Regions from separate parts of the Homo sapiens genome. Here region 1 is linked to region 2. A link is an interaction called in ENCODE POLR2A ChIA-PET data of the cell type or tissue named here. Cell type or tissue: OCI-LY7. All regions are shown on one strand. Each heading gives the region's core, and the rest is flanking DNA. Links, peaks and the distances in the headings are about the cores only. Region 1 overlaps SOBP (sine oculis binding protein homolog). Region 2 overlaps SOBP (sine oculis binding protein homolog).

Evidence for each region. ChIA-PET counts read pairs that join two places held together with the same protein. Peaks named below come from ENCODE experiments on the same cell type or tissue, not always from the same donor. Only the 100,000 strongest peaks of a DNase experiment are listed, where the experiment ranks them.
Region 1: POLR2A ChIA-PET joins it to region 2 with 8 read pairs; 4 of 35 experiments call an interaction of 5 or more read pairs at or near these places.

Annotation. Positions count from the first base shown.
Region 1 is chr6:107,580,651-107,596,957 of GRCh38, forward strand. SOBP (sine oculis binding protein homolog) reads left to right here. Exons shown (of 7, transcript NM_018013.4): 5 at 6,430-6,525. Among named protein-coding and RNA genes, the nearest start is that of SOBP, 99 kb to the left of the region's middle. RefSeq lists an enhancer at 5,001-5,893. In OCI-LY7, for the core only: no CTCF peak of the experiment used is centred there; no DNase peak of the experiment used is centred there.
Region 2 is chr6:107,640,083-107,656,389 of GRCh38, forward strand. All of the region lies in intron 6 of SOBP (sine oculis binding protein homolog), which reads left to right. Among named protein-coding and RNA genes, the nearest start is that of SOBP, 160 kb to the left of the region's middle. In OCI-LY7, for the core only: no CTCF peak of the experiment used is centred there; a DNase peak (open chromatin) is centred at 9,039; H3K27ac peaks cover 1,034 bases.

The DNA of each region.
Region 1 (16,307 bases), core at 3,178-11,177, 60 kb before region 2:
TTGAGGATGAGAATTTGTTGGGCAAAGACCAGAGGATCAATTCAACAGGGACGTGGAGGAGAGAAACGTGGGGCAAAAAGATGATTGGCCAAAGTCCAAATTGAGTGCAAGATCTTCTGTGAGGCCAAGACCATGGTATCTAACCAAGTAGGAGGAGCAGGTGTTGGGCAGAAGTGCATCGAATAGTTGGTGAAGGTCTAGGTGTGAGGCAGGTGTGATCAGATAGCTCCAGGAGAGCCGTGCTGAGACTCGGGTATGGAGAAGACTCCTGAGGTTCAGAGGCAGAACACTCAACTGGTAGGGACTGGAGTGTAAGGCTGAATATCCAGCGATAGCGTTAAAGGATAGAAACCCATTCATTTATTCATTCGCTCACTCGGTCATTTATGGAACCCTTATAATATGCCAGGCACTAGTCCAGGATCTGGACATTTGAAGCTGGTCAGAACGCAGTTTCCACACTCAAGGACCTGTTTGATTAGTGGGAGAGGCAGACACACACATGGTCATAATGCAATGCAATAAATTGGTGTGGAATGGAAATACAGGGACAGAGGGTGCAGAGCTTAGGCAAGGACCAGGAGGAAGAGTCACTGATGGCTTCCTAAAGGAGCTGCAGTCTGAACGAAGGCTTAAAGGTCACATAAGGATCTGCCAGCAGAAGGAGAGATGGAATCTAGCTCCACCAGAAAGAATGGGAGTGAAGGACAGGAGACCCAGTTGAAGGGCACTAAGAATTCAGACCCGAGGAGTTGGGCCACTGAGATGAGCTCAACAGTGCAGTAACTCCAGGGGAGGCAGGGAGCTACTCTGAAGACCTCCCTATGTTGTTCCCACCAGAGGCAGGAGTGGCTGAACAGAGATCCCAGGTGTCTGTCCACTGCAGGACAAAGAATCAGTGCTGACCTTTAGTTCAAGTTCACAAAGACATTCACAGCATACTGAAAGGCAGTGTGTGATAGCTGCTGTTTATTCCTGAGCTTCCTCAAGAGAACGTGTGGATGCATTTGAGAAAGGAAGGCTAAACCAGAAACGAGATTTCAGAAAATGAAATTCCATGCGTTTTCAGAGCAGTGTCCCCATGCTTTTACCTTGAATTCGAAAATAAACTCTATTATTTCTGGTTCCAACAATTAGTTATAAAATATAAAATCAATGGCCCCTTTTTTCTCCTCTCCAATTCTTCAACTATACACTTATTCTCACAACTTTGAGTTGAGCTGTTTTTGGTGTTCTTAAGTCCGGTAAAAATGCCACATGTGTGAGCTGACATGTGCTGCCTCTGCTGCAGCATAGGAGGGCTAAGCTTGGAAACTCTGTTGTGCTCTCCCCGGCCCTGATTCCAGGCAGAATCTTTGCTTGTTTTCAAAAGAAATCCTGAGATCACAATGACACAGAAGTGTAAACTCCCATTCATCACAGGGAGGTATTAACTCTGAAGCCTAATTATCTTTTGACTTAAATGGCAATATTGTTAACCTTTTCATGGAGTCAGAAACATCACACTTCTCTGGGGTAGGCAAGTGGAGCTATTTCTAGAATGTTCCACCTTTTCTAAAGGCATTCTTCAGAGGAGGAAGAATGCCTAGCTTGCTCCAACATGCACATGGCACCAAGACTTTGGCTCAGAGGAAGCAGTGAATTTGAAGAACTAAAGTTTGCTGTATTGTAAGAATCAAAATAAGAGAAGTGAATTAGTGCTGATTCAGAGGGAAAGAGAGGTGAATACAAAGTTTGTTTAAACCAGAGGTTTTTGAAGTAGAGAGGCAATTACTGTAAATTTCTCATATCATCTAATATTTATCTAAATGTTAGGCACAACATGAAAATGGTTACACAACTGTCAGCAAAACAGGGAAATCCGCTTGCAGTTTAACTGAAGGATTTTTGTTTCTGTTATGGCAAAAAAAAAAAAAAGAAATTTCCTTAGAATAATAGGTCAAAAATGCACCTTTGTTCTGACAATCACATTTGTAGTAAAATGCAAAAAAATAGTCTCCCATTTGCTTTTCCCTGTAGTTGGCATAAATATCTAGCACACTAGTCAGAATAAAACTGTTGAAAATAACACACAAGGAGAGAGTTAGTTCATCATGAAGTGCCTTGATGTGCCTTCTTTCAGAACTTGTCACTCTGGAAAAAAGTCAGACGTGAACACAATTCTTCTGGCCCCAGTGGATATCTAGAGCCGACAGTGGGGTGGTCCACTCTCAAGAGGCAATTAGAGAATGCATTGTCTGCAGAGGATTTAAGAACAATAATAAAACCAGCTAAAAGTTGGTCTGCTTTATGTTGTTACCATGAGCCAGTGATTCTGAACAATTTTAGTGTTCACATATTCCTCCCTGAAGGGGTCGTTGGTGTCCTATGTCCACCCTCCTTGTTAAGCCATTGTCTGGCACCCCACCCAAGTGGGGGCAGATGTAGAATAAACCTCTGACTTTAATATATAAGAGGTTGTAAAACATTATGAACTGATTCTCTAGGGTAAGGAAGGTCCTATGGATGTTGTCTAACATTGCCACCAGTTCTGTGAATGATCCAACTCATTCTTACAGATCACTTACTGGGCATCAGGCAGTGGCTGGGCTGAAGATACAGTGGTGGGAGATCAGACTCTGTCCTTGCCCTTAGGAAGCTTGTAGGCTACTAGGGGAGACAAAAATCACACCAGTAATTCCAAGGTTGCAACCATGTTGAGTCTAAGAAGGACCACAGAGGAGATATTTGCCTTGGATAGAGAGGTTTGGGAAGGCCTTTTTAAGGAAGTGGTATGGTAGTTCTTCCAAGATTATTGGTCATACCAGAAACTAAGAAACAAACAAACAAATAATGATAATTTTTGCCCACAAGCAACTAGTTCTGTAATCTCTTAAATCTTTTTTCTTTTTTTGAGACAGAGTCTTGCTCTGTTGCCCATGCTGGAGTGTGGTGGCGCGATCATAGCTCAACATAACCTCGAAGTGCTGGGCTCAAGCAATCCTCCTGCCTCAGCCTCCCAAGTAGCTAGGACTACAGGTGCATGCCACCACACCTGGCTAGTTTTTGTTTTGTTTTGTTTTGGTAGAGATGGGGTCTCCCTGTGTTGCCCAGGCTTTTTGAATATTTAGGGTAAGGTCTACCATAGGGACTACATCCTAGAGGTTGAGTGTTCCTTATCCAAAATGCTTGGGACCAGAAGTGTTTGGGATTTTGGAATATTTGCGTTGTATATACTTACTGGTCGAGCATGCTAAATCTGAAAATTCAAAACATGAAATGCTCCAATGAACATTTACTTTGAGCATCATGTTGGGATTCAAAAAGTTTTGTATTTTGGGGCATGTGGGATTTCAGATTTTTGAATCTGGGTTGCTCAACCTGTATATCCCCCTCTCATAGCACAATGGTTCACTCCAGTGGGCCTGGGACCTGGTTAGAGAACATTCTGGCAGCTATGCCAAGGGCCTCCCCTTGATAGCTGTAGGCACTCTCCTTAGATCGGCAGTTCTCGCCCTTCTTTGGTACATTACAATCACCTGAGAGCTTTCTAAAAACCACCTGTGTCCAGGCCCCAGTTAAAGCACAATCTTAGAAAGGGAGGGGGTCAGACACCAATATGTTAAAAAAAAAAAAAAAAAACACCCCAGATGATTCTAATATGCAGCTGGGGTAGCGAATTCCTGTGTTAGATGAATGCACTGAATTACACTTATTCCTGTCATAGTAATTTAAAATTACACATTAAAAATTTCACAATGCAAAGGGGATTACAGTGGTGAGAAGTGTGTGTGAGTTATTTGTGCACACAAATACACGTGAAGGTGATGGTTCAAGAACTTCTTGTACTTTGCATGCTTTTCATTTCTGTGGCATGTAGTGGAAACACAGCAAATGGCTGAAGGATAGAATTTCTTGGACTCTGGAGTCAGGGTGGGTGTTAGAGGACAGGCCATTCCCAGAGCCATGGAAGTTTGATGCAGAGGTGAACATAATGGTTCAATAAAAAAGCAAGTTTCTAGCTTTCTGTCTCCACTTCCGAATCTCTTCAATCCCCCTCTCCTTTCTCTTCCACTGCTACTTTATTTAACCTCATAAATTATGCAGCTTTATATGAAGTCTGTAGCCCCTTTGAGGAAGCATATTCAAATATTAGATAATGGGATTTTTTTTTTGTCCTTTAAACACAAAAAAAACATTGTGTGCACCTTACATGTAAGTGGAATGAATGTATTTTTGCCACTAATGTTGAAAATATCCTTAGGCATCTGGTGTGTATGAATGTGTATACATAGTATATGCATAATAAACACATTCCACCTTATGAATATTTATATACAAGATACATATATATTGAATATAGACATACATATGTAAATAGTAGCCCTTGAAAATTATATGCAAAGTGTGTTTCCAAGCATATATATCATAGTGCATCAGGAATATAATAAAGCTACTACCAAGTTTAGCATATTTTGAGGTGGCATTTTCTACAGAGTTGTTTATGGTAGGGTCTACTTACTATCCACGTATGGGTTTTTTCCATCATCACTTAAATGTTTGTTAAATATCAACTAAAAGTAAGGCACTGGGCATGGCAGAACAAGAAAGATGAAATTGATGTGGTCCCTGCCTTTAAGAGACCTGTACCTCATAGAGTGGCTTAACATTTTGTTATGAAGAATCTAATATTGTCACTGCCCAATGGCATCTTCCTACTTTCTTACAACTGCCTTTCATTTATCTATGCCACTGCTGCCTTTGCCAGTTGGGATTTAAAATGTGACCCATTTGAGCTATATTAATTTAAACCATGGCGTAGCTGCAAAGTTGTTCCGATGCAGTAAGAAGAAACATCATTGGTCTCAGTGCCTTGTAGCCACTGGACATGAACAACAATTAAACTTTTTTCTCTGTCGCATATAGCCAATCCTATAACTGCATTTTTATTTTAGTCTGATTTAGTAGGAAAAAAAGGTACAATAAAAAGGCACCAAGCATGAGGGATGTTATAAATCTCAAAAGTGAACCAAAAGAGAGCAATCTCTTTTCCCCACAAACTTCTTGTAACCTAAATATTACTGACCATGACATTGCACTTCCAAGTTCCATCTAGTTCCCTCCCTGGACTAGGTAGCAGAAGCTTTCTTAAACACAAGCAATACATTCTAAAATGTACAAAATATGGATCTCTTTCTAAAATGACAAGCCCCAGTATAGCCAGGGAGCTCTGAGTGACACTCATCAGGGCAGATTTTGCTCCATTAAAGGAGGAACAATACATAAGCATTGTCATCTCTGCCACAGTGTATGCTCATTGTTTTCTCCCCCCTCAATCCATACATAACAACAGGTAGTTCTCAGCTGTTCCCTTGGTGCCAGACATACATTTTATCTAAAGAGACAGCAGACAGAACTACCTGCTGCTTCCTGTGCGGCTCTCCCTGTGTTTCTCTCCTTTTTCCTACTTCACTAGGGCTTTTAAAAATCAGCTGGCAGGGAGCCAGGAGCTCATCATTTTAATGCAGTGTAAAATGGAATATGCATAATTATATGCAAGCCATATGTGAGGGAGACAGCTCAGCTGTGAATTTCAGGAGGCCAGGAAAGAGAGAGCAGTTAGGGCTAAGATGAGATGAGAGCAGAGCGGAGTGCAAGTGTCACGCAAATGAATGGTTTAATGAGTGTGCTGCAGACACGCCCCCTTTCACCTACCTCTCCCTTCTCTCCCACTCCAAACCAGAAACCAGTGGAGATTAGAAAGAAGACTGTATGCAAGCGGTATTGCTAATGGGTTCTGTTAATGTCTCCATTTAAACTTCAGCTTTCTTAATTAACAGCGTAGATCAAAATAACCAGTAACTTTTAATGCAGCTTTTAAATTAAATCTTTTTTTTTTTTTTTACTGCATTTGATTGAAGAATCATGGTTCTTACCAGATCATCGCTCCTTTTAGATCTTTATTTAAAAATGGAGGGGAATCAGTTTATCTCTAATAGTATTACAATGCAAAATATAATTATGCAGATTGCTTTTCTTATGGCCTTGCTATTAGAATTTTTTAAAAGTGCATTATCTAGAGATTGCTTAAGCATGCCAAAAAGTTTAAACACGTATGTATGTCATATAATCCTAAATGTGCAATGAACAATGCGCACTGAAAAACTAAGGTGGTGGTAATTGCCAACAAAATTATTTGATTTTGGTTTGCTTGATATTGTTTTAAATATTACACCACAATGAATTTGCATGTTCAAACTAAACAATGTAAAGAAAAATAAATCCCAAATTTTGATACCTAAAAGGCGTACTGCGTATTTAAACAAACTTCTTAATATTGTTGTTATTTCTGGATTCCCGTTTGTTGAATGATCTGAGCTGTTATGCTTTTTAGCTTTTTTTCTTCCATTATTTGTAAGTCCCTAAATAGGCCATTATATTTCCCTTCAGGCTAGAGATGAAGATGGACATGCTGAAAATTTTCCCCAGCAGCACTATGCTAAGGAAACTCCAAGGCTTGCCTTCAAGAATAACTGCGAACTACTTGTAAGAATAACATACTTACAACAAGTCTAGAATGTTACTTTAGCACAGTGAAAACAGTTTTTGAAAGGGTTTGTTCATGATTACATAATTGATGAAATATTATAGTTTTCTGTATAGAGTTCTAAATGCTAATTCTGATATCACTGAATATTAATTTTAAGATCTCAAATTGTTTGCAAATCTTTTATATCTGATTATAGAGCTTGAATGGCCCTGTCTTTATTAGCTTGTTGTGTTTAGTAGTTTATAAGCAGCCACTTGGAGAATGGCTAGTAAAGTTAAAAATATAGAGAAAGACAGTTGATATATGTAGCTTGGGAAAAAAGAACCTCACCCTCACCCCTCCTCCTACGTCCTCATTGTACACTATTTTAGGAGACAACATGGTAATATTTTGTTCTGCTAGGGAAGATAGCAGAGTTGACACGCAGTACTCCCTTTAGAATTCAAGTATTCCTCCACTCTCTTGCCAAACTTAATCGTCTCTCCTATGCAGAAGGAGTCAAAGCAGTGACAGGGTGCGGGGATGTTTACAAGTCGTGAGAGGGAGGATATCAGCTGTGACATTGAGACTCTGTTCCAATGCAGGGTTAATTTGCTGTTCATTTTAGCATTTACAGCCAGACAAGATGAAAAGCAAGCAGGAATGCCTATTATATTTCTATTAAATGAATCTGTTGGGACCTAATGTTCTTGATTAGCTTTTGAAAATGAGTGCTCTGCAATGCATTTTCTGTTTACCTAAAGTAAACAGAGAATGAATTGTCATTTATTTAGAGATTCAAACACTCCTTTTGAAAATGAAGCTTTATGAGGGATCTAGCTATGTTGTCCCTAAATGTTCTTTTCTTTTCAATTGCATTAAAGCAAAACATTTGCTCCAACTAAGTGAAAACACTGAAAGAGAATGAGGATGCTCAGTTGTTACATTTTGAGGTAGTCTAATTTCTGTTTAGTTTTTTGGCCGACCAGCTCTGCCAGGTCTCTGCATTAGGAAATCCCACATGTAACAGTCTTTGGATTTAGCTCTGATACCAACTGTTCATTAAAAACAAAGTGTCCAAAGAGCAGAAGAGACAAAAATTCAGTTCTTACCCATTCTAGCCGCAGTAGCTACATGTTGACAGCAAGAACCTCCTTTTCCCCCTCCACAGTCTGCACAGTTACAATTACACTACTTATTCTGTGTGTGTAGTCCCTTGACCAACAGATCCACAGGCAAATTTGCTGCTTATAAATGTAATTTTTTTCTGAAATTTTAACTTAACTTATGTTTTATCTTAGGACTCTTAAACTTCCAGGACTGCTAGCATTACCTATTCTGAGGAAACTCTTTTTGTTCATTTCGGTTTTAATGTGTCTCTGTAACTATGATTATTCAGCAGAAGACCACAGAGGCCCTTATGCTGTGTTTTGGTATCAGAATGCTTTGGGGTAGCTTACTTCTTTTTAGAGAAATTTGCAAAAGTAACATGCCATATTTAATTTTTGTCTATTTGTTGGAAAAATGAACATGCTTGAGTCCTGGTTGTGGTCAGTTTATACTGGAGGAAGCAAAACATATATGTGAACATCGTTTTTAGCTGTCTTTAGAGAAAATAGATGTTTTGTCATTGCTGTGCTTAAACACATTGTTGTGTTGGCAGTAGTTTTGAGCAATTTGGTACAATCTTCGTCCTTCCAGTCACTGTTAGAAATGCTTTATTTTGGTCAGTATACTTTCCTGTGATAAAAGAAAAGGAATAAAAAGAAAACATAAGTAAGCTTATTTCTCCAAGGAGAAATTTAATTTTTTTCAGCTGTAAGAAAAGTGATGGTGTTTGGCTGGTTATGAAGCCCTGAGAAGTTATGCTTCTATATGAAAGAGACTTGTTCATTCATAAGAAAGAAATAGGAAATCCTTGGAGTTTTCTTAGTGCAACTTAGAGCAGATTTTTAAAGAATCTGTCAGAGAAGATTGCAAGCTCCACTCCAAAGTACTTTTTTAGCTGAAGGGTGGTTCTGCCATCTTCTTGCATGGATTGCTGCAAGAGCAGTAGCCAGTTTAGAAAGCATGGGAGCTCTGGAGAAAGCACTGAGGGCACAGGGTTCTTCTGGGCCCCCAGATGATCAGGAGCACATGGCTGGACGACTAGTCCTCTGTGCCACAGACACTGACAGAAAGTGCCCTGGCCAGGTAGACGGGACATTGCCTTGACTTTATTACTGACTCTCTAATGTCTCTGCCCGCTCCCCACCCCCACATGCCTGCTTCTTGGAAGAGGGAGGAATATTAAGTAACTTAAACAAAAGCAAAGCAAAATCGATGCCCGGAATACACAAGTGTGTGTAATCAGAAGGCACTGACAAAGAAAGCATTGGCTGATAGAAAAATCTGCTATGCAACTGTAGATTTCCTGTAGGGTATTGATTTTTCCATTTAAATCCCAAACTGTGATATGTGCCTTCACACTTAATGTACAACACAGATGACTAGATATTTAGCTTTGTGGCCAAGATCCTTTAGTTGGTGACTGTGCAGCAGTCTCCTTATGCTTTTTATTAATTTTGAAAATGAAAGGCTGTCAAGATAAGTGACATTAGCTAAAACGAGTACTATTTGATATGTCACAATTCAGTGTGGCCCCACCTACCTCTTCATAGATAGTCATGCACACTTGCAGGCATGCGCACACACGTGCACACACACACACACGGGTGTTTTGCTGGCATATCTAAGTTTATGACTAAAGAAAACTTTTAATAAAAGAAAATGTAGGAAATTTCTATCATGTTAACAGTGTAGCAGCCTGGTTTACAAGAGCCTGGAAAAGGGAACATTTAGAGCCAGCCATGGGTGAGACTAGCCCAAGTCCATTCTTGGTCCCTTTATCATTACTGCCTCTTTCTTCTGGGACTAGAAGGCTTCTCATTTCCTCTATTCAAATGCTCGTATCTCTGGCTAGAGGTGGGTTCAGAGCTAGAGTGAGGAGGACCATAAGTGTGTTATGAGCTCACTGTTTCTCCTCAGCCACGACTTTCTCAATTTTTGAAAGCCCACTGAGAGTAAGACCTTGCAGAAATATAGCATAAGCTGGGTCACTGGAGGGGAAAGACCTCTAGTGAGAAGAAGAGGAACATTGAGAGGGTTTTGAGAAGGAACTGAAGACTCCTGAGCCTACTCCCCAGGTTTTCAAAAGACCAGTCCAGAGAACATCCCTGTGTTCAGGAAGAAGGTCAAAATATAACCAAAGAACAACAGCAACTGATGGAGTATTATTTGGTTGGAAAAAAAGCCAGGCTTAGGAAGTTTGAAAGGGGAACTAAGAGAAAGGAAACTCAGAGGGGCAAAATCAGCCTGTCTCCCTCAGTTCCAGATTCCTGAGCCATCACCTAGACAACGTCTGAATCCCTTTGGCTTTTCCTGAGGCTGTTAGGGGTGAGGGTTTTGCAGAGGGAAAGGGAGGGAGCTCACAGCTGGAAGGTGAAATAAAAATAGCATCAGGGAAGAATTCTTCCTGGTCACTTACAATGCCTGTGTAGGGAGTATATGAAAACTACTTTAGTTTTATGGCTGTGTGATCAGAAGTGATGATGAGAAGAGATGCTTAGGCTATTTTTCTGTGGGCTGATTTTTCCATTTCATTTCCTCGTGGATGTAGACAGGTGGATTATAAGAGTTGCATGTAGTCCTTAGGCAGTAGAAATACCCCGTGCTAATCCAGGGCTCAATAAACATGACATTATTGAGCATCTTCTATGTACAAGGCATTGTACTAGACAGTGCAGGTAGGGACACAACATAGAAAAAGACACAGTCCCTTCCCTGAAGGAGCATGCAATTCAGTAGGAGAAATAAGGCACATACAGTATCATAGTCGTCAAAAATGTGGGCCCTCAGGTCTTGCCCCAGCTGGACTTTATACACTGTCATCCTGGTGGTATAGCTAAGGATCATAGACGCAAAGGCTTAACATTTATTGTAACGTATCTGATATCACATCACACTTTTGGATCCCTGTTTCACCCCCTTGGACCTCTCTGAGCTTCAGATCTTTTGTAAAATGTGATAATAAAAGGAAATAACCTCAGAGCATATCATAAGGATAGAAAATGATGACATATTTAAAGAGCCAGGCACATAGTAAGTGCTCAGTATATATTAGCTGCTGTTATTATCATCTTCTTATAGTCATGATTGTTATTACACAGTGAGCTATGCCCCAAAAGAGCACTAGCAAAGTTCTTGGAGTACAGAGGAGGAAGAGATTGTTTCTGTATGCAGTCATTAAAAACTTAATAAGGGAAGATACCTTTGATCCAGGCCTTTCATGGGTTGGATTTAGATAGTTGCCAGGAAGTGTAAGGGAAGGGGGTTTTCCCAGCAGAGGAAAATAGCACAGGCATGGAGGTGGGAAAGTATGGGCCAGGTGCACTGCACCCAGGTTAGTATATAGGTTGGCCAAGTGTAGAGTACCTGAAGGCTAAGGGGTGAACAGCAGGCAGTCCCATATGCAGGGGTTTCAATAACTGACACTATCCTATCGAGTCTGGATTTTAGTAATTCTGCTTCATGGGAATTCCTAGCACTTCTGTGGATTAAAAACATTATTATGGAAAATTTCTAAGTATACAGAATTAAAGTAGTGGGAATCATATAATGAACCCCCATGTTCCTTTCACCTAGCTTCAACAATTATCAACTCAGGACTAATCATGCTTCATTTTCCTTCCCCGCACCCCCTCCCACTTTTTTTGCTGTACTGTTCTGAAGTATGTATGCTTTTGTGAGGGACAGATTTGGTCTTTTGGTGTTTTTTTTTTTTTTTTTTTTTTTTGTAAAATCTTTAGGATCCTTCTTCTCTGGCTAGAAACAATCCATTGATACTAATTAAACTGGGAATTGGAGCTTTGGGACAATGCATACATAAAACAAATGACTCTTGGTTATATATTGTGCTTTTCTTTTCCTGCTCAACACAACCTTGGTAAAGCTTGGCCAATCAGACCCAGTTTTAAAAGCCCTTAAAGTGAAAGACACATCACAGTGCCAGTGATGACTTGAACTTTATTTACTCTCAGGCCCCTGGTTCTAAGTGTATTCATTTAAAAACAAGATTGGATGTCTTTGCAATCCAGCCCAACTCACCAGTACATGTTAGCCTCTCACAGTAGTGAGGGGAAATTCTGGATGGCTGCCATATATTAGCCATTGCTAGAACTTTTCTGCTAGATCATGAAGATATAACAAGAACCCCTGAAAGGTGATAGAAACTGCCCTGTTTCATTTGAAACTTAATAGATGTCTCAGAATAGGTGCAATTGACCAGAGACCCTCCCCTTAATGCTTTTGGTCTAATGAAAGCCAGATTTACGCCCCAGCTCAACATGAATTTACATACTATTGCTTTGATTTTACAGCTGAGCAACACAGGCACTGAAAATTAAAATCATGATGACACACTGGAACTCACATCACATCAAACAAAACATCATATGATGTATGCATACATTGTATACTGTGTACCAGTTTCCTGAAATAGTCACTGCAATAGCCCCACAAGTGTAAAATAACCAGAAAATCCCAGGGGGACTGGCTGCTGTCTAGAGAAACTTAGCCTGTCTCACCATTTTTTTTCCCCAGCCATCTCCCAGATCCCTTTAGTTTGTGGTTATTCCTGTATTCCCGTAGTTTCCTAAACTATCTTGGAAAAATAGAACTTTCCAGAAATAAAAGTCACAATCTTAGACTAAGCAAGAGGCAGTTCTGATAGAGGTGGCATAATTATGCTCTCCAGCAAGACCATCTAGACTTTAATACAGGCAGAAGGGATGGATTCCACTTGAGTCATATTTCATCTGCACATTCCTCTGTTCCCATCTGTGCTGGTGTTTCATCTTCTTCTCCAGCTTTGTCTGCCACTTTCCTCTCTTCAGCCTGTTGGCTCCCATTTCTGCCATAGTCTTGTAGTTCAGGTCCTTTCACTTTTCCTATATAAAGACCTTCTTGACCACAGTTGACCATCTCCCCTCCTTTCCCGTGCATGCAAACTCTATTTTACCTCTCTTTGTAATTCTATTATTTGAGAGAAAAGCCACATGAGGGAGGGCTAGAGTTGCTCAGCTTCTGCTCTGATATAGGGGCCTTATTGGGGGACGGAGTCTTGATTTGGCAGGCTCTCCTTTCCAGAGCATGGGGGATCTTTGCCCTTCAGATTTCAGAGCCATTGCCTACAAATGTCAGAGGTATAATGGTTTGGTTTTCATGCTGGCTTCTCACACAGTCCATCACAGTGATTCTTGGAGCCAGAGGGAGGTATGGAAGACTGTGTGTTCTCCAAGGGAGGCACTGTGGTCTGGTGGATAAGAGTGGGAGTCCCAATCCTTTCTCCGCAGATGTGCTAGCTGTGCACTCTGGGCAAGTTTCTCACTCTCCTGAGCCTCAGCGTCTTTATCAATATGACGAGAATAAATACAGCACCTGCCTACCTCATGGGGTTGTTTCAGCAGTCAATGAGATCATGTATATGAAGCATTTAGTATACCTAGCACCTAATAAAAGCTCAACAACCAGTAGTCTTATTACTAACAAAATGGAGCTAGAAGGATGCATTAGTTTAAACAAAATCTTGAGGCAGATACTGGGAGTACCTGTCTTTATTCTTCAACTTGAGTCTCCTCCCAGTTTGTTTGGATAAAAACTCAAATGTAATATTTTTAATTTGGGTAAAAGAACTTCTGAGAAAGGGTTGAACATCTATCCACTTGCCTTTTTATGCCTAGGGAACTAGAGATACTTGTTGGCGGCATCGCAAATGTTGCTGACTTATGAAGTACTGCAGTATCTGAATACCTTTTTGTAGGATAATCTAAAGTTTCCAAAAAATAGTATAGTGTTGTAGTGAAGAACTTGGACTCTTAAGCCAGATTATTTTGTTCAGATTCAGAAATCCCCTCCACTCCACCCACTGGCTGTATAGCCTTGCCCAAATCACTGAATCTCTGTGTGTCTGCGTCCTGGTGTGTGAAATGAGGACAATAGTAGCTATTGGGTAGGGTTGGCCTGGGGTCTAAGTGATGACTGCCTGTAAGGTGTTTAGAACAGTATTTGGTAAACAACTGGCACTCAATCAGTGTTGCTGTGATTATGATGATTTATTCCAAGGTTGCTTGCTTTCCAGTACATCATAGACTACTACTTGACCAAATTTACTAGCAATGGAGTACCTGAAAGTTTTACATGTGCACATTTGCATGAAAACCCCACAAAATTTCCCTTTGAACAGTGAAGGGGACGGCACAAAGATAATTCTTGGCACTAAGCTTAAAAAAAAAAAAGACTCAAGGAAAACTCTCTACATGGTCCCAGACCTCTTCATTCTGCCTAACCATTTAATAGTAAAATTTTTAATGTTAAAATGTGCAACTAAGAACATAAATGCAAAGCAAGGGAAAAAGGTGTAATTTACACAGAGCCATATCTGCCATAGCAAATGGATGTGCCTCTGATACCGTGCTAAGGGAAGGAGACAAGAAATCCTCCTTTGTGAGGCACCTCCAATGAACAAGCACTGTGATCTGTCTGTATAGACCCCTTTTAAGGCCCTTTATTCTCACCGTAACTTTTCTAAGTAGATATTGCTGTTTCCATTTTAGAAGTGGGGAAATTAAAATGCAGAGATGGGATACTCCTTGCTCTGGGGGAGGGCAGGAGGCCCAGTGAGCAGGCACAGAGCTAGAGCTTGACCCACATCTCTGACCACACACCCATGCTTGTGCTCAGGCCAACACATGCCGCTGCCTTCTCAGGGTAGGGGCCAGGTCTTACACATTTTTACATTCCAGGGCCAGAGAAGGAGTACAGTCTATGATTGTGGAATGAAGGGATTAAGAAATTAATTCAGAATGACTCTTTCTAGTTTCTTTATAGTAACAATTCTTTGGTAGAATTCTGAAGCCAGAAAGAACATCTATGGGGAATGTTAGGAAGGGCAATTTATTCAGAAAGTCATGGCAATGTTTGCGGATTCCCAGTGCATAATAAATTGTGGGGAACAGAGCCAAGGTATATAGTTTTTAATTTGGTAGACTTGGGACATTAAAAGATCAGCTGTAGACTATAGAAAATATATTTTTCAATATGATACAAACATTCGAGTGTCTTTTTAAAAGTCTGACTGCTATAGATTTTGATCCTTTTTTTTTTTTTTTTTTTTTTTAGGATCACTAAGGCTATTTTAAAAAAGCTTGAACTATTTTGGTTTGTTAGGGTTGTATTCCTTAGAGTGAATGGATCTATTTCTTTTGAGATTTCTGGCAATAAATTAGCATATGGGAGTCAGTCATATTCTCCTTTATTGTTTTAATTACTAGAACTGAACAATTGCCTAAAATACCAAAGAGAATTCACCTCCAGTGGCTTCAAGGAAACTATACATCATATATCAAGCAAAACCAGGAAATCAGATAGGATATCAATTATCAATATTAAAATGCACCAGTAACCAGCCAGAACTAATATTAATCATATTCAGTCATGTGCTTAGTTTATGGTTAGAAGAACAAGCTAATGAAAGTCTCTTGAGAGGAAAAGGGAAAGAGTATAAAAAATATTTGAAGTGGAGAAGAATGACATATGTGAGTAATAAGAGAGGCAAGAAATTAGAGATGGGAGGACTGGTAAGGCAATTTTAAAAGGGAAGAAGGAAGATAGCAGCCCAGGTTAAGCTTCAAATGAGCAGGTTCAGGAAAACAAGATTCTTCAAAATAATGTATTTCATTGCATTTTGGCTTAAAATATTTTCCCTAATTGTATTTTTTGCACACTTCCTACACTTTTGGTCTCTTCCTGGAGAGCTACATGCTACCAGGAACTGAGACTTTTGCCAGAGTACAGTACTCATTCTCTTTTAATTCCAGATGAGTCTGCCCTGGCCAAGAGCTTTGTGTGTCAAGAGCCTTGTCTCTCTCATTCATTGCTGGATCCCTGAGAACCATGCTTAGCTCACAGCATTTTTCATGAATTCTGAGATGCACTTTCCCCCCTAACATTTTAATATCTCAGAAATGGGAGTCATATATTACAATTGATGACCTGTCATTGTTTAATTGCCAGTGGCTTTTTTTTTTCCTGGTGGTATTAAAATAAAGGCATTGTAACAACCAATGGTGATATAGATTCAATGAACCATGGAGGTGGACGCTTAAGAATTATTTGATGAATGAATATATGCAATAACATATCTCCCTGGTTCTAGTTCAGGTAAAAATGAAATGCTTATGAGTTGGTTCTGGATTGTATTTCTGCCGCCAGTGAGGCAGGGTAGAGGTTGGCCTCTGGCTATCTTGGCTGAGCATTTTAATGCTGTTCACTTTTCCTTGAGTGGAGCTGATAGATGGCTTGTTCATTCTTGCAAGTGAAATGTTAAATCAATTAAGACATACCCCAGATAAGCTGAGTTTAAAATAAGAAACTTTACTTTTGCCTTGATTTTCCAGAAAATTGCTTTTTGTTCTATTTTGGATTGCATGTCCATCAATATTTCTCTTGTAAATTCATGGAGATACATAGGTAGATGAGCAATAATCTCTTTCTCTGTCTCTCTCAATAAAACAAGCTATAGATTTCATTAGGATAAAGTATGTTTCTATAGATTAGGATGCCCTTATCCATCACCACCACCACCACCACCACCATCTCTTAGAGAGCTTCCCAACCTACAGAAGAGACAAAGTATATGTAGGTATATTATCCATACTTTAGAATTTCATAATCCACATTCAGTATATCAAATTGCATAGAA
Region 2 (16,307 bases), core at 4,143-12,142:
GCCACAGTCCTAGAAACAACTGTTCCAAGGCAAGGAGTTCACTTCATTGGGGAAGCCAAAAGGGTGGAGGTCCCAAAAAGTTTTTTGCCAATTTAGTTTCTCAAACTGAGAAGTTCAAGAGAGGAGGCTGTCTGGGAGGAGGTTGGGAAGTCAGTCCATACATTCGAAACAATACTATAGGTGCCTACTTTTAAAACAAGGAAAAGAAGGAAAACTGAGAGTGACAAAAGGAAATCAGTATGAATGGGATGTGCTCGGATCCTGTGTCAGACTTGTGCTATCTAATGGTCCAGTACTTGACTATTGGGAATATTAATTGGTGACAGTCCCTAAGTTAAGGGTTAGCTTGTCTGTTGGGATGCAGTTGGCACATATAGTTCTAGGTAGAGGTACTTCAGAGAGCCAGAAAGAAGACACCAGGTCTGTGTCATGGACACATGTGAGTGGGAGGACCTGGGAGTGTGCTTCCTGTGATCATTTCAGACTTGTAGAGGAAAGTTTTCTGGAATGAATGGTGTCAAGATTGGCCTGAGATATGTCCCAATTCAATGCTGCTGGGACCATGTTAACCCTTATGACCAGGGACTTGGAGGGAAGGTTTTAATGTACAAGCATCCAACTTTTATATATGATGTCAATCAGGTTATGATGGAATATGAAATGACATCTGTGACTGGATATTTATTACTTTCAGATGTACCCATAACCTTCCATCTTCAGCAGGACTGGGACTAGAGTGAAGCAAAGGAAGGGCTTAGGGCAGAGACTTTGAGGAGGCACCCACTCAGGGTCATGCTAGTGCAGCACTGGTCCTGGCTCTGTCTCCAGATCCATATGGCAGCTCCCTAAAGCTGGTCTCCTGGCCCCCTGGACTCGTCCCTGGATGGCCTTCAGCAACTCCCCCTGAAATTTCATGGAAAGTTTTATGTGCCTATGCACAGAGGCATTTTCATGGGAGAAGACGTCCATAGATTTTGGCTCCAGAAAAAGTATGCTCTATATCTCTGAAGGATTATCTTACCTTATTATGGAGCAATATCTGAGTTGAAATTTTTCTTGTTTCTCTGAGGAAGCTGAATTAATGGAAAGTTTCTCTTAAAACTTAGAATATATTGTTTGGCAATTTCTGCTGTGGGCCTAATATTGCAGAATCAAAGTTGGAGCTACATCATGTAGCACTTGCCTCAATAAGATTGCCTTAGTGACACAATGCAAAAGGTTACAGACTTTTCTTCAAGTTACCATTTCCCACAAGGGCCTGTGATGAAAGAAGAAAAGAGAAGCAAGAAAAGAAATAAGCTAGATACTTCCCCAGCACTTGGACCTTCAAAATTTGTACGATACAGGGAGACACTGTTCTTCTGTGGAAAGATCTTCTACTCTGCCACTGAGGCCAAGAAAGCAGAATGGCCAGAGTCAGAGAGGTGGACAGGTCGGTGAACACCAGGGCATTGATGTGGCAGTGTCTGGGAGCGCTGCCAATGCTCCCTAGCTCCCCAGTATGCCTCTTTACTTGGAGAGACTGCACTTGGAAAGAGACGCGTTCGGCCAGCTATTAACCAGCCGTTGCCCAGGAGGGCACTGGAAATCAGTTCCCTGACTGGTTTCCAATGAGTCACTCCCTTGCCAGCCTAAGCTGCTGCCTGTGCACCATGTTCAATCATTTACACCTACCTTCATGCAGACAAGTGCTGCAGAGGGGCAGAGATGTCTGAGGACCAAAATACGCTGCACCGTGGAACACTTACCTCATGTTGTGGAACACTTACCCTCACCCGAACGCCCCGCCTTTTCCAGACTTTCCTGTCTAAGAGATCGTGCCAAAGGGACGGGGGTGGCCATGCTGTTTTCTCTTACCGTGTCCTGCACAACTTATTTTGTATCCTTCCGTTGCCGTTTTAAGTGCATAGCACTTTCTATGTGGATGGATGTTAAGGCAATGCATTCTGCATGTGTAAACTTTTTCTTAGGGCCTCAAAGGGCATAAACGAAATTCATTCAGAGAAAGAAAGAAATTAGCTTTAGAAAATAAACAATTTAGCACTGGCATCGTTTAACAGGGTCCCATTCTCAAGGAAATGGGGTAAATGCCATTTCAGACACCAGCTCTGAATACTAACTGCAGAGAGTTCTTCTCCAGATTTGTGGATTTCCACAGCACAGAAAAAAAAAATAGGGTGGGGTCAGGATTGGGAACATGAGACCATCAACAGGGAGGGGAAGTACACACACATGCACAAAACTTATTTCAAGGGTCATCGAAAAGATTCTAGTGAAAAATGACTGGAGCAAAAGAAAATGACAATAACAAAAACTTGGAATTATTCTCTAATGCTTTAAAATAGTCCCAAGTGTACTACATAGTTTAAAATTGGAAATCAGTCAAGTTACCTAACTCTGCCACTCCTTGGACTGAATTAATGATCATAAGCAAAAAATGCTTGTGCAATTGTACTGTGTGGTCCAGATGTACAGCCCTGAGTAGAGAGATGGGGGCAGAGCAGACCTGGCTTTCCAGGTAGCCAAGGGGTCAGGGCTGGGGCAAATCAAAGCTTCCAGTGCTCCCAGCCTCATTCCCATCCAGATATTTGGCTGCACCAGCACTAGTTGTCTCATCATTTTCCCCTCTGAACCTCTGGTTTGTTGTCTGTCTTTGATATAGTAAGCTGTGTTTTGTTTTGGGTAAAAAGGGAAGTAAGAATGTGACTGATAGTATTTAAAGAACAAAAGGGAGAAACGCTTCATGAATTCATTTGATATGGAACATTGACCTAACATCCAAAAAAATACAACTAAAAAGTAGATCTTTCCCTCATTTGCATGGCTTATTTCCCCAGATATGTTTTTGGTATTGAAAATGAATGGTATTCCCATACAACATGTGTCTCAATTTGTAATGATATCCTCCTTGCAGCTGGCTTAGTTCTGCAAGTGTTTCTAAAATGTTACTGTCTTAAATTTGAACCAACCTACAATAACAAATTATCTAGAAGCAAAGTGGCTAAACGGCATTTGGAGAGAGAAGGGGAAACCCTATATTTCATCCTTCAACTCTTGTTTTAGAAATTCAGACTGTAACGTGATCTTTTTCTAAAGAAATCTACACACACACACTTTAAAAACTGTGCAGCTTGGGTGTTGTGGGAGCAAGAATGATCAGGTTTAAGTTTCTCTGCAAAGCTCTGCATCCCATCAACAAGCTCTTTTGATATTTTAAACCCGTATTTAGAGTAATTTCAAGATATTTGGAGCACATGTGGTTACATGTAAAACTTTGTCCTTATAATGTGTTAGATGCTCATACTTTAAATATTTATAAGCTTTTATTTATTTATTTATTTTTATTTTTTTCTGAGATGGAGTTTCACTCTGTTGCCCGGCTGGAGTGCAGTGACGCGATCTCGGCCCACTATAACCTCTGCCTTCTGGGTTCAAGCAATTCTCCTGCCTCAGCCTCCCAAGTAGCTGGGATTACAGGCGCGCACCACCATGTCCAGCTAATTTTTTTTTGTATTTTTAGTAGAGATGGGGTTTCACCCTGTTGGCTAGGATGGTCTCCATCTCTTGACCTCATCATCCACCTGTCTAGGCCTCCCAAAGTGCTGGGATTACAGGTATGAGCCACCATGCCCAGCCTTTATAAGCCATTTTTAAGTAATTTACCCAAAAGCTTTCTCCCACTAGAATACTATAATTGAGTAGTATCTGAGCATCATTATAGAAGATACAAGATGAAGTTGCTGCAGCATGCATTCACATTCTTCTTGCTTTTCTGGTTTTAATTCAAATGTCATTTTTAGTAGAATCAGCTTATTTTATTATTTTTTAAATGTATTAAAAAATCATAAACAAGATTGGTTGTCTGTGATTTAAAACAAAGAAATTCCCCAGCACTCAAAAGCTAAAGTGTTCTAACCTGAACCGTATTGAGTCCCACACGTGAGCGTGGTGGCTCACTCCTGTAATCCCAGCACATTGGGAGGCCAAGGCGGGTGGATCAGACTTAGGTCAGGAGTTCAAGACCAGCCTGGCCAACATGGGGAAACCCTGTCTCTACTAAAAATATAAAAAATTAGCTGGACATGATGGCGCATGGCTGTAGTCCCAGCTACTTGGGAGGCTGAGGCATGAGAACAGCTTGAACCTGAGAGACAGAGGTTGCAGTGAGCCGAATTCGTGCCACTGCACTCCAGCCTGGGCGACACAGTGAGACTCCATCTCAAAACAAAAAACAAACAAAAAACTTCCCATTAGAGTGTTGGATCTCAGTCTGTGTCCACATGAACTTAAAGTGTCATATTGTTCCTCTGAAATGTCTTAGGGACAATTTATTGGTGGTTGGATTGAATTCTTTACTATTTGCCTTCAGCCATCTTGGAAGCTAAGACATAGGATCCTGTCTTTATCATAGGTAGCCTGTTTGTGCACTTAATATGAAAAAGAGGAGGGGGAAACCCTTTTTCCAAACGCAGAATCCATTTAAGCTTTGGAGGTTATAAATTTCAAAGTGATCACAGGCCCCTGGGGCTCACACTCTTTTATGGCTGGCAAAATACAACTTTCTGGTAAGAATGGGGAAAAGAAGGCTTTAAAAGGCTCATAAACTTGCTTGGACATCTAATAGCTCTTACCAAACAGCATTCTCATGAGTTAAGTGTAAATGAGTCAGAAACACATAGATCAAATTTCTTTTAAAATACACATGGGTTTGAAAATTAAGGCCAAAGTGCTTGGCAAAATAAGTTTTGGTTTTATCCAAACCCAAATGTTGAAAAAATAATTCTAAGATTTGCCAAACCAAAAATACATGCAGATCTCTTCAATCCTCCCATTAAATAAGATGGCATCATAAACATGGGACTTAGTGGCTATTTTCATAATCCCCAAGGTTTAGGCAACATGGACCTTAAATATTGATTGAAAGACTATGAAAAATTTTTGGTGGAAAAACATTATAACCTTGCAAATGAAGATGAGGGCTACTGGTTCAGGGTTCTCATCCTGATTTTGACAGCACTTCTCACTGTCCGATCAGGTGATCAACTTGTCCTTTGTCTTAGCTCTGGGTGTGTGTGTGTGCATGTGTGTGTGTGGCCTATGCATAGCAATAATAACTTTTAAAATCCTATTTTTGGATTTTATAAATCCTAAATGTATACTTAATTCATATATTACAATCTGCGAAACTTAATAACTCCTCATCATATCCAAACAGAGGGAAGCAGTCCCCTTTTGCTCATTCATAGTTCAGAGATAGTCTTCATTTATTTCCCTAGAGGGTAAAACATATCCATTTTGCACTAACAATATCTAATGCTGACTTTGCTCAGGTCTGTGTTATTAAAAGATGAGAGAGAGAGAGGGAAAGAGAGAAAAGAAAAAAAGTAGGGGAGGGTGTGTGGCAGGAGTCCTTGACTTGATTTGAAGAACTAATAACCTACTGAGAGACAAAAAAAAAAGCCAAGGTCACTTTTACAAGCAACATGCAGAACCTGCAAACTGATGTGACACTGCAGACAGTAGGCTTCGCAAGAGCAGGGACCGGGTCCAGTTCACTCATTGTTGTAACCAAGTGCCTAGCACAGGGGCTGGAAGAATGAGCACACAAGTATTCAGTGATCACATGAATGAAAGCGTCTCCATAGAGGAACAGCTAATGAAGCTGCCTTGATGTAGTGCCTTCTGGTCGATGAATTCTGAATTCTGAACCTGAGGAGGGATGTGGGCTGGCGATCAGGGGTGGAGAAATGAGGGGTGAAGTAGCATGTTAAAGGGCACAGACACAGAAAAGAGCAAGCTGTATTAGGGATGACCTTCCGGTTCACTTGGCTGGAACAAAGGGCTTGACCACAGAGGGTGAGAAGCATGAGGCTGGAGGAGAGTGGGAAGGTGGTAGAACAGGAGTTTGGGGAATTTGTACTCAATACATTGGGCAACGTCACTGTGGCCTCAAGCACAAGAATGACAAGATGAAATCTGTGTTTGAGGAAAATTACTTGAGCAGCTCTTTGTAGACTGAAAGACTGACATTGCTAAAGCTGATGGTTGCATTCTGATGGCAGGCTAATTGCCAGCAGTTGATTCTAAACATTGCAGAACGTCATCGCTGGAGTGCGAGGGACATGCGCTGCCAGATCTATGGGTTAAGTATGGAAAGCCATTGTCTCTGGACAGTGAGAAGAACTTTCTTTGTGCTAAGTGGGCCTAAGGAAATGTCACAATGCACGGTGGAAGGAAATCTCACAATCAACAGACCATTCCAGGATCTAAAGAAGGAAGATGCTGGCTTGGCTCCAGATGGCCACAGAAACAGAGGCCCCACCCTTCTGACCAACCAGCAGCTCTGAGCCTTAAGCCAGCAGGGAAGGGCAGATGTGGGCTGCTGTTTCATGCATGCACAGAGGCAGGCCCTGGCTCTTGCAGCAGCGGACTTCACGAATGTGGAATGTGGAGGTTACACAGCGATGCCTAGACTGTCTGTCCTTAGACCGAAGGGCAGCAGAAAGGCTCAGGGGGCTTGCTCTATATTCCTTAGACATCTCCGGAGATTTTCTCAGCATCAGAATCAGATCCTCCCATGGCCTGCGGCTACTTTTAAGAAAGTTTGGCAACCTTTTGGATATGTCCTCTTCTCTTTTTTGACTTTCCAGGCTGTAAACCTTCAGAAGCTTCCACATGTGGTGCCAGTGGGCTCCTGGTGGTGAAGGAAGGTGGCAGTGTGGTTTAGTGGAAAAGAATATCTGCTCTGGAGTTGGGCCAGCTTGGGTTCGTATCCCAGCAGAGACACTTACCAGGTGAGGGAGAAAGGGACTTCAGCTCTCTGAGCCTCAGTCTCTATGTCATGAGTAATGAGATTGCTGTAAGAGACAGGTAAGGAAATGTATAAAGTGTGGCTCATCACAGATGCCCTAAAATGGCAGTTGCCATCCTGTTAGAAAGGATGCATTGCCTAAGGACAGAGCTTGGGGCTGGAGTGAGACCTGCCTGGGTTTGAAAACTGGCTGGGTCACTTACCAGCTGTGAGGATTTGGACAAGTTTTATAACCTCTCTGGGCCTGCATTTTCTCATTAAATAATTATAATAGCTAATATTTATTGAACACTTTCTACATGTAGGCAGTGTTTAAATGCTACATACCAACAATGCATGAGACTTAGCATTATTAAGCCCATTTTGCAGATGAAGAGACTGAGGCTTGGAGAGGTTAAGTATGCCACCCAGAGTCATGTGGCCAGTAAATGGCAGTGCTGAGATACGACTGGCAGCCTGGCTCCAGAGTTTCCATGCAAAACCACTGTCCATGGCTTATGTGTAAAAAATGAAGATAATAACCCCTACTTTGTGCAGTTATCAGCTCCAATGTAAATAACAAGTTAAAATGTCCGGGAGCTACCTGGCTCGTAGTAGATGCTTATTACAAAAATTGTCATGATAGCCCCTACAGCCCAGAACTTCTTCCCTTGGATGTGTAATGGAAAATAATGAAACACTTCCACGTTGTCAACCTCAGAGGTTAGGGAAACCATTCCAGAAATTCTCATAAAATCTCTGGTTCCACTTTTACAAGTCGAGACTGCAACAAAGAGAGCGAGTGCCCAAGGTCACAGGGTGGCGCAGCCAGGATTAGAACCTGAGTCCTCATCTGCCTTTCCTCTCGGTGGAACATGGGATCTGACCGCAGCTGCTTCAGTTACATGCCCTGTGCCAAGCACCAGAGTCATATTTTTGCCACCCACGGCATGGCTTCCTCACATCAGGAAGCCAATTCCAGAGAGAAAATAGGTTGTGCCTGAACATCTAGGGTTGAGAGGTTAAAGGGTTGCAGGAAAGCAGTTAGTAACCACACTCTCCATCATTTTTGCTGTTGGGGGAGAAATCAGTATTATAGCTCTTACATTTTGCAATGGCATTTGTACTAATATGAAGCTTTCTCCCTCCCTCTCTCTGCTAATGGGCTGGTCATAAAGAATGAATCAAGTGTGGAGAAGACTGCTTTCCCAGACCTCATCTAAATCCTAAAATCTGCCGTTGACCCACAGGTCAAAGCTACTTGCCACATGAAGCTGCTTTTTTCTCTGTATTCTTTCTCTTTTACCTAGAATGCCTCTGTTCATATAACATAGAGAAGTAACACACTTAATCTTAACACAGTAAACATCTGGCTTTTTTGTCACAGGCAGAATTTTTGGAAGGCCGCAGTCTTGAGAGTCAGGGTGGTAGAAATCAGAAAAGGACAAGGACCCTGTCCTTTCCACTGACCCCTTGAATGAGTCTCTAAATTCATCTAGGATTTAGCATCTCCCACTTTAACAGGGACACAGTGACACCTGCTCCTGTAGTCACAGTGGGGAGAGGGGAGCAGAGCTGTGGGCCAGGGGCCTGCTGAGTTCCATGAACTGACATCAGCTAGTTCGTGTGTTGGATGAGACTTGATGAAAATGTGTGGTTTTTTTTTTTTCTTATGAAAAACTTTTCAGAGTTCTTGTTTGCAAATGCAGGGTGTTAGGCCATGTATGTCTCTAAGGCACTATACAGCTCTGACATTGTGACCCTGCCACCCTACTGTCAGGGCAAAGAAGGGGGGAGATGGAACATAGGCTAGGGGTCAGCTCTCCCAGCGGGAGGGGGAAACTTGACTTTGGGGTTCTAGAAGCTGGACTTCCATCCACCTTTTCCTATTTCTGGCAACCCTTCCTGGCAAAGTTATTCATCTGTAAAATGGAGATAGTAATAAATATTTCAGTAGCATTGCTGTTTGCTTCCAAGTGAAATAAGTATATAAAAATGCCTGGTGCTGTATTTGATGTAAATTAGGTGTGCAATAAAATTTGACTCCTAGTCTGGGCACAGCGGCTCATGCCTGTAATCTCAGGACTTTGGAAGGCTGAGGTGGGAGGATCATGAGCCCAGGAGTTTGAGACCCCATCTCTACAAAAAATTTAAAAATTAACTGGGCATGCCTGTAGACCCAGCTACTCAGGAGGCTGAGGCCCAGGAGTTTGAGGCTGCAGTGAGCTATGATCATGCAGCTGTCCTCCAGCCTGGGTGACAGAGCAAGACCTTGCCCCGCCCCCACTACCAAAAAAAAAAAAAAAAAAAAAAAAAAACCATCAGGAGCCATGGCTCATGCCTGTAATCCCAGCACTTTGCAAGGCCTAGAGGCCAAGACAGGAGGATCACTTGAGCCCAAGAATTTGAGACCAGTCTGGGCAACACAGGGAGACCCCATTTCTACAAAAAATCAGAAAAAAATTAGCCAGGCTTGGTGGTACATGCCTGTGGTCCCAGCTACTTGGGAGGCTGAGATCACTTGAGCCCAAGAGGTTGAGGCTGCAGTGAGCCATGATGGTGCCACTGCACTCCAACCTGGGTGACAGAGCAAGACCCTGTCTCAAAAAAAAAAAGAAAACTCCTTTCATTGAAGACATAAACCACAATGGGAAGTACTTAGTTCTGAAAGCCAGGGCATAGGACCTAGGCTCTTGTTCAAAATTTCCTGCAGAACAGCTCTATCATGTAATTCTTCTTTATTCTATTTTTCTTTTTTGGGAGTGAACAGAGCCATCTGCTATAGTGTGTTTGTTAAAAAAAAAAAAAAGAAGAAGAAAGAAAAAAGAAAACTACACTGTTAGTCATGAATCCCTCCATGGTTTTGGAAGAGGGCCTACCAGAGACCTGGTCATTTGGTTTGCTTAAACTTCCAGGTTCTGGAAAGAACTTAGTAAAGAGGATCCATTGTCCAAGGTGAAGATAAGGACTTACTTAAGTGAGTGCACAAGAAGGGGCTCCGTAGTTCTGGGTTCTTCGCCCCTCAGAAACTTTTAGAGGTCAGCAAGAAATAGCAATGACCACTTATAAGAAAAAACAGACTGCTCTCCCCTAACCCATAGAACCAGCAAAGGAAAACAACATTTTCATTTGTAAAATGAAGACTTAAAGATAGAGTTATCCCAGTAGGGAGTCTTACATGGTTGTAATTTTTACTGATTAACAAGTAAAATAAGGGATATAGCTAAAAGAAAAAGTTATTTAAAAATTAAAGAAAACAAGGCCTTATAATTGGTTAATTTTTATTGTTATTTTTATTTTATTTTTAGTACTCAGGAACCTTAGCTTCTCAGAGCCATAGGGTGAGTAGCATCACAGTGATGAAGCTGCGATTCAGACCAGAGCCTAACACTGAGCTAAGATGAAACTCACCCTTGGCTCCCATACCCTCTCCTTACCATGAGCTATAGACTCGAAAGGAGAAGGAATGTTTTTCAGTTGCAGGCATATCTCACTTTATCATGCTTCGCTTTATTACGCTTCACGAATATTGCCTTTGTACAAATGGAAGGTTTGTGGCAACCCTGTCAAGTCTATCAATGCCATTTTTCCAACAGCATGTGCTCACTTTATGTCTCTGTGTCACATTTTGGTAATTCTCACAATGTTTCAAACATTTTCATTATCATATCTGTTATGGTGATTTGTGATCAGTGATCTTGGATGTTACTATTGTCATTGTTTTGGGACACCATGAACTGCACCCATGTAAGAGGTAAACTTAGTCAATAAACGTTGGGTATGTTCTGACTGCTCCACCAACTGGCTGTTCCCCCATCTTTCTCCTTCTCCTTGGGCCTCCCTATTTCCTGAGATACAAGATTGAAAGTAGGCCAGTTAATAATTCTATGATGGCCTCTAAATGTTTAAGTGAAAGGAGGGCCTCTAAATGTTTAAGTGAAAGGAGGAGACCCATGTCTCTCATTTTGAATCAAAAGCTAGAAGTGATTAAACTTAGTGAGGAAGGCATATTGAAAGCCAAGACAGGCCAAAAGCAAGGCTACTTGTGCCAATCAAGTTGTGAATGCAAGGAAAAAGTCCTTGAAGGAAACTAAAATTGCTACTCCATGGCTAGGCACAATGGCTCAAACCTGTAATAATCCCAGCACTTTGGGAGGCTGAGGCTGGCGGATCGCTTGAGCCCAGGAGTTCAAGATTAGCCTGGGAAACATGGCAAAACCCTGTCTCTACAAAAAATATGAAAAATTAGCTGGGTGTGATGGTGCACACCTGTAGTCCCAATTACTCAGGAGGCTGAGGTGGGAGGATCACCTGAGCCTGGGAATTTGAGGCTGCAGTGAGCTGTGATCATGCCACTGCACTCCAGCCTGAGTGACTGAGATATTGTCTCTAAATAACAAATAAATAAAAATGCTACTCCAGTGAAGACACAAATGATAAGAAAGCAAAACAGCCTTATTGCTGATATAGAGAAAATTTGAGTGGTCTGGGTGGAAGATCAAACCGACCACAATATTTCCTTAATCCAAAACTTAATCCAGAGCAAGGCCCTAACTCTCTTCATCACTGAAGACTGAGAGAGGGGAGGAAGCTGCAGAAAAAGATTTTGAAGCTAGCAGAGGTTGGTTCATGAGCTTTAAAGAAAGAAGCTGTCTCCATAACATCAAAGTGCAAGGTGAAGCAGCAAGTGCTGATGTAGAAGCTGCAGCAAACTACCCAGAAGATCTAGCTAAGATCATTGATGAAGGTGACTACACTAGACAATAGATTTTCAATATAGATAAAACAGCTTTATATTGAAAGAAGATGCCAACTAGGACTTTCATAGATAGAGAGGAGTCAATGCCTGACTTCAAAGCTTCAAAGGACAGGCTGACTCTCTTGGTAGGGGCTAATGCTGCCGGTGACCTTAAGTGGAAGCCAGTGTTCACTTACTGTTCTGAAAATCCTAGGGCCTTTAAGAATTATGCTAAATCTACTCTGCTTGAGCTCTGTCAGTGGAACAACGAAGCTTGGGTGACAGCACATCTCTTGATACCATGGTTTACTGAATATTTTAAACCCACTGTTGAGACCCACTGCTCAGGAAAAAATAATTCTTTTAAAACATTACTGCTTATTGACAATGCATTTGGTCATCCAAGAGCTCTGATGGAGCGGTACAAAGAAATTAATTGTTTTCATGCCTGCTAACACAACATTCATTCTGCAGCCCATGGATCAAGGAGGAATTTTGACTTCCAAGTCTTATCATTTAAGAGATACACTTCATAAGGCTCTAGCTGCCATTGATAGTGATGCCTCTAACAGATTTGGGCAAAGTACATTGAAAATCTTCTGGAAAGGATTCACTATTCTAGATGCCATTAAGAACATTTGTGATTCATAGGAGGAGGTCAAAATATCAACATTAACAGGAGTTTGGAAGGAGTTTATTCCAACACTCGTGGATGACTTTGAAGGGTTCAAGAGTTCAGTGGAGGAAGTAGCTGCAGATATGATAGAAATAGCAAGAGAATTACAAGGGGAACCTAAATATGTGGCTGAATTGCTGCAATCTCACGATCAAACTTGAACAGATGAGGAGTTGCTTCTTAAGAATGAACAAAGAAATTGGTTTCTAGAGATAGAATCTGCTCCTGGTAAAGATGCTGTGAACAATGATGAAATTACAACAAAGGATTTAGACTATTCCATAAACTTAGTTGATAAAACAGCAGCAGGGATTGACTCAGTTTTGAAAGTGTTCTATTGTGGGTAAAATGTTATCAAATAGCATGGCATGACACAGAGAAATCCTTTGTGAAAGGAAGAATCAACCAATGTGGCAAACTTTATTGTTGTCTTATTTTAAGAAATTGCCACAGCCACCCCAGCCTTTGGCAACCACCACCCTGATTAGTCAGCAGCCGTCAGTATCAAGGCAAGACTCTCCACCAGCAAAAAGGTTATGGTTTGCTGAAGGCTCAGATGATTGTTAGCATTTTTTTTTTTTTACAAATAAAGTATTTTAAATTAAGAAATGTAAATTGTTTTTTAGACATAATGCTACTGCACATTTAATAGACTACAGTATAGTATAAACATAACTTTTATATGCACTGGGAAACCCTCCAAAAAAATGCATGTGACTTGCTTTATTGCAATGCTCACTTTATTGCAGTGGTCTAGAACCAAACCTCCAGTATCTCCCACGTATCTTCATCAGTTAATGAGCTATAAGAAAAGAGATGTCATCCTCTTCAAAAATGAGAACAATTTCTATCCTGCAAAAGCCATTTAAAAACTCTTCATGAAGCAATGGTTGATGGAGGAGAGAAGGAATCGTGTTTTGGTAAAAACCTTCCTTCCTGGGATGGGTTTGGTGTGGGGACCACTATCTGGCATCACACTCAGAGTTTATCAGCTAGTGCAGGCGGCTCTGTTCATTGACCGCAGGGCTCTACCCTTGTGAGTGTCCCAGAATAGCTGCGGCTACCTGAGAGCAATCCAGTCCTCAGGGACTCGTTATTGTCCCAGATAAACAGCGTTGCCGCAGCCAGCACGTAATGGCTGTATTTAACTGTGATAAGTGATGGGCAGACGTGCCCGAGTGAGTGGATCTCTGGTAGGGCCTGGGTAATTGGACAAAGGCAAGCTGGCTGGCAGCAGGCATTTCTTGCACATCATAGAATTGATGCCACAGGGTTTTAGACTCCTGGGGATAAATATGACAGACATGGGGAGCTTGCCTTCTAAATGAGGAAGACAGGACAGACCTACTGGATTTTGATTATGCTAATTACAAAAGTATTTGAGGAAGGAAATAATACAAGTTTAGAAAATGGGTTAGATTAATAGAGGCAGGCTTCCTGGTAGAAGTGGAATCTGCCACCACAGAAGAGCTAGTTTGGAAATGTTGGGATGTAGAATAAGACAGACATTTTTCTCTGAACACACATTTACTTTTGGGAGTGGTTGCCTGGAAGTTTTATGGAATGCTAACAGTGAAAGTCTTAGGCCATAAAGGTCAAAGAAGTAAAGGTGAGAGTGGCCATATTTTGACAGTATCAACATTGAGAGAATGTATTTAGACACAGTTTTGCTATCTATAATTCTCTGGAAAATTTTGTGTTATAAAGGTGGATGAGTATCTAGATCACATTCTTGGCCATGCTTCCCTGATAAAACAGAAAAGTGACTCACCAGGTGAACAGAGAGTCTCTCAATGCATTTGGTGTGCAGTTACGATTCCATGAAGAGAAATATTTCATTCCTCTGGCCAAAAGGGGCAGGCAGGCCTGGAATTCTGAAGATAGCTGGTCATACATGCCCGATGGAGACCATGCCTTGTGGTGCCAGCGTGTGTGTATGGTACATACATAGTACATGTATGATACATATATAGCATAAGAAATGGGCTTTTATTTGTATGTAATTGTGTGTGTCTGATGCTTCATGTAGCAGGGGTGGGTTATCCTGCCTTCAGACAAATGCCCAAATCAGAGGAAAACCCAAGTGTGAGGTACAATTGTGGCCACTTCCCCAGAATCCCCTGCTTTAAGGGGTATTCCACAAACCTCTGCCATAGATGTGTGTGTATGTTTGTGTGTACTGAGAGAAGGAGACTTTCTGAAATTTTGGAGTTCAGGGTCCAGAAGTTCATGGGCTTCCTTGTATACTGGTAACAGATTAATATTCAGTTGTTCAAGTTTATAATTCTACATATTTGATACTGGATTTTGTGGAAAGATTCCACAATCTGAGCATGTGAGAAATGGAAGACTTAATACTGAAGCTCACCCAGGCCCCCACTGCACAGAGGAAGAATCGAGGCTCTGAGGGATGGTGGCTGAGGAACACAGTGGAAGAATCGAGGCTCTGGGGGAGGGTGGCTGAGGAACATGGAGGAGGAATCAGGGCTCTGAGGGAGGGTGGCTGAGGAACATGGAGGAGGAATCAGGGCTCTGAGGGGAGGGTGGCTGAGGAACAGTAGAAGAATCAAGGCTCTGGGGGAGGGTGACTGAGGAACATGGAAGAGGAATTGAGGCTCTGAGGGAGGGTGGGTGAGGAACATGGAAGAGGAATCAAGGCTCTGAGGGAGGGTGACTGAGGAACATAGTAGAAGAATCGAGGCTCTGGGGGAGGGTGGCTGAGAAACAGGTCCAAGGTCACATAGCCAGTCAGAGGCATTTGTACTGTAACTCGGGTCTCTGTTTCGCTTATTGTAGTAATTTCCCCTTTGCACAGATGAAGACATTTAGACATGGAGGACAGTTTTTTCGTAAGATTCTTCTGCTTGGCAAGGACAAAACAGAACCAGCTCCAGACTCTGGAACTTCCTGCCATGATCACTTTCTAAAAATCCAAACTTATTTCCTCCCCACTCTGTTGGATTTCATACCTTCCATACCAATAAATATCAGAAAAGTGAAGCCCAAGCTTGGTTCTTCATTTTCATCGATTCCAGAGTCTTTTCCTGTGTCACCAACAAGGGGGCTGCCCTGAACCAGCCAGAGCCAGAAGGACAAATGAGGATGCCTTCAATACCGCCCCCTCCTCAAATGTTATCAGCAGAGAGGGACTTGTACTGCCACCATCTGGCCTTTGTGGGTGTCCCAGACACAGCAAGTATGTGGTGAGAGGGAAGGAAACAGCACAAATTGTCTACTTTACCATTCTCTTAAAATAAGCTTCGTGTGAGCAAGCTTTTCAGAGCAGCAGGACTAGGGCTGCGAAAAATAGAGTGTGGTGCAGCTGCACCCTTCAGAACTTTGGGGGAAAACACATATTATTTACCAGACAATAATAGATACCAGAGAATAATAATGATTATTATAGTGTTTGGGATGGCAAATGCTGTAGTTAAGGTTCCAGAATGGCTCTTATTATAATCCCGTTTTACCGAGTCTCTTGTGAAAGCCTGGAAATTTTCTTTAAGTAGGCTGATGCTGTCCGTGTTTGGTCTTTGTCCAAAGGTGATTTGAATATAAAGAAACTTACTGGAGAAACATTCATTTTTTTAAATAGTGATTGCATTAAAGAAAAAAGCTACATTATTAAAAAAGCAGTTGCAGCATCCCTAAGTAAGCAATTCAAAATGGCGGTGTTTCCCAGTTTACTGGAGGAAAATGTTAAACATTCTCCCTCCTCCCTTTTAAAGAAAGAAGGAGGCCCCCTCTAACTACAAGATTCAGTCACTCTTGGTTCCAGGCCCAGAGGTGGGGATGGCTTCCCTCCCTCCATAGCAACTTCCAGGCTGTGCTTGCTAAATGCAAAAGAATTGTTCCCAGAAGAAGTGACCCCGGTGTCTTTGGATCCACTTGTCATCTCTGCAGCTCCTCAATTTTTGTGGCCTCACATTTGATAGTGGCTCTTGGTGCTTTTATTTTTGTATCCCCTCTCTCCATTGTCACTTATTCTTGAGAAAGAAAGAAAAGAAAGAAAGAAAGAAAGAAAGAAAGAAAGAAAGAAAGAAAGAAAGAAAGAAAGAGAAAGAAAGAAAGAAAGAAAGAAAGTAAGTCAAATGTGAGCTCTT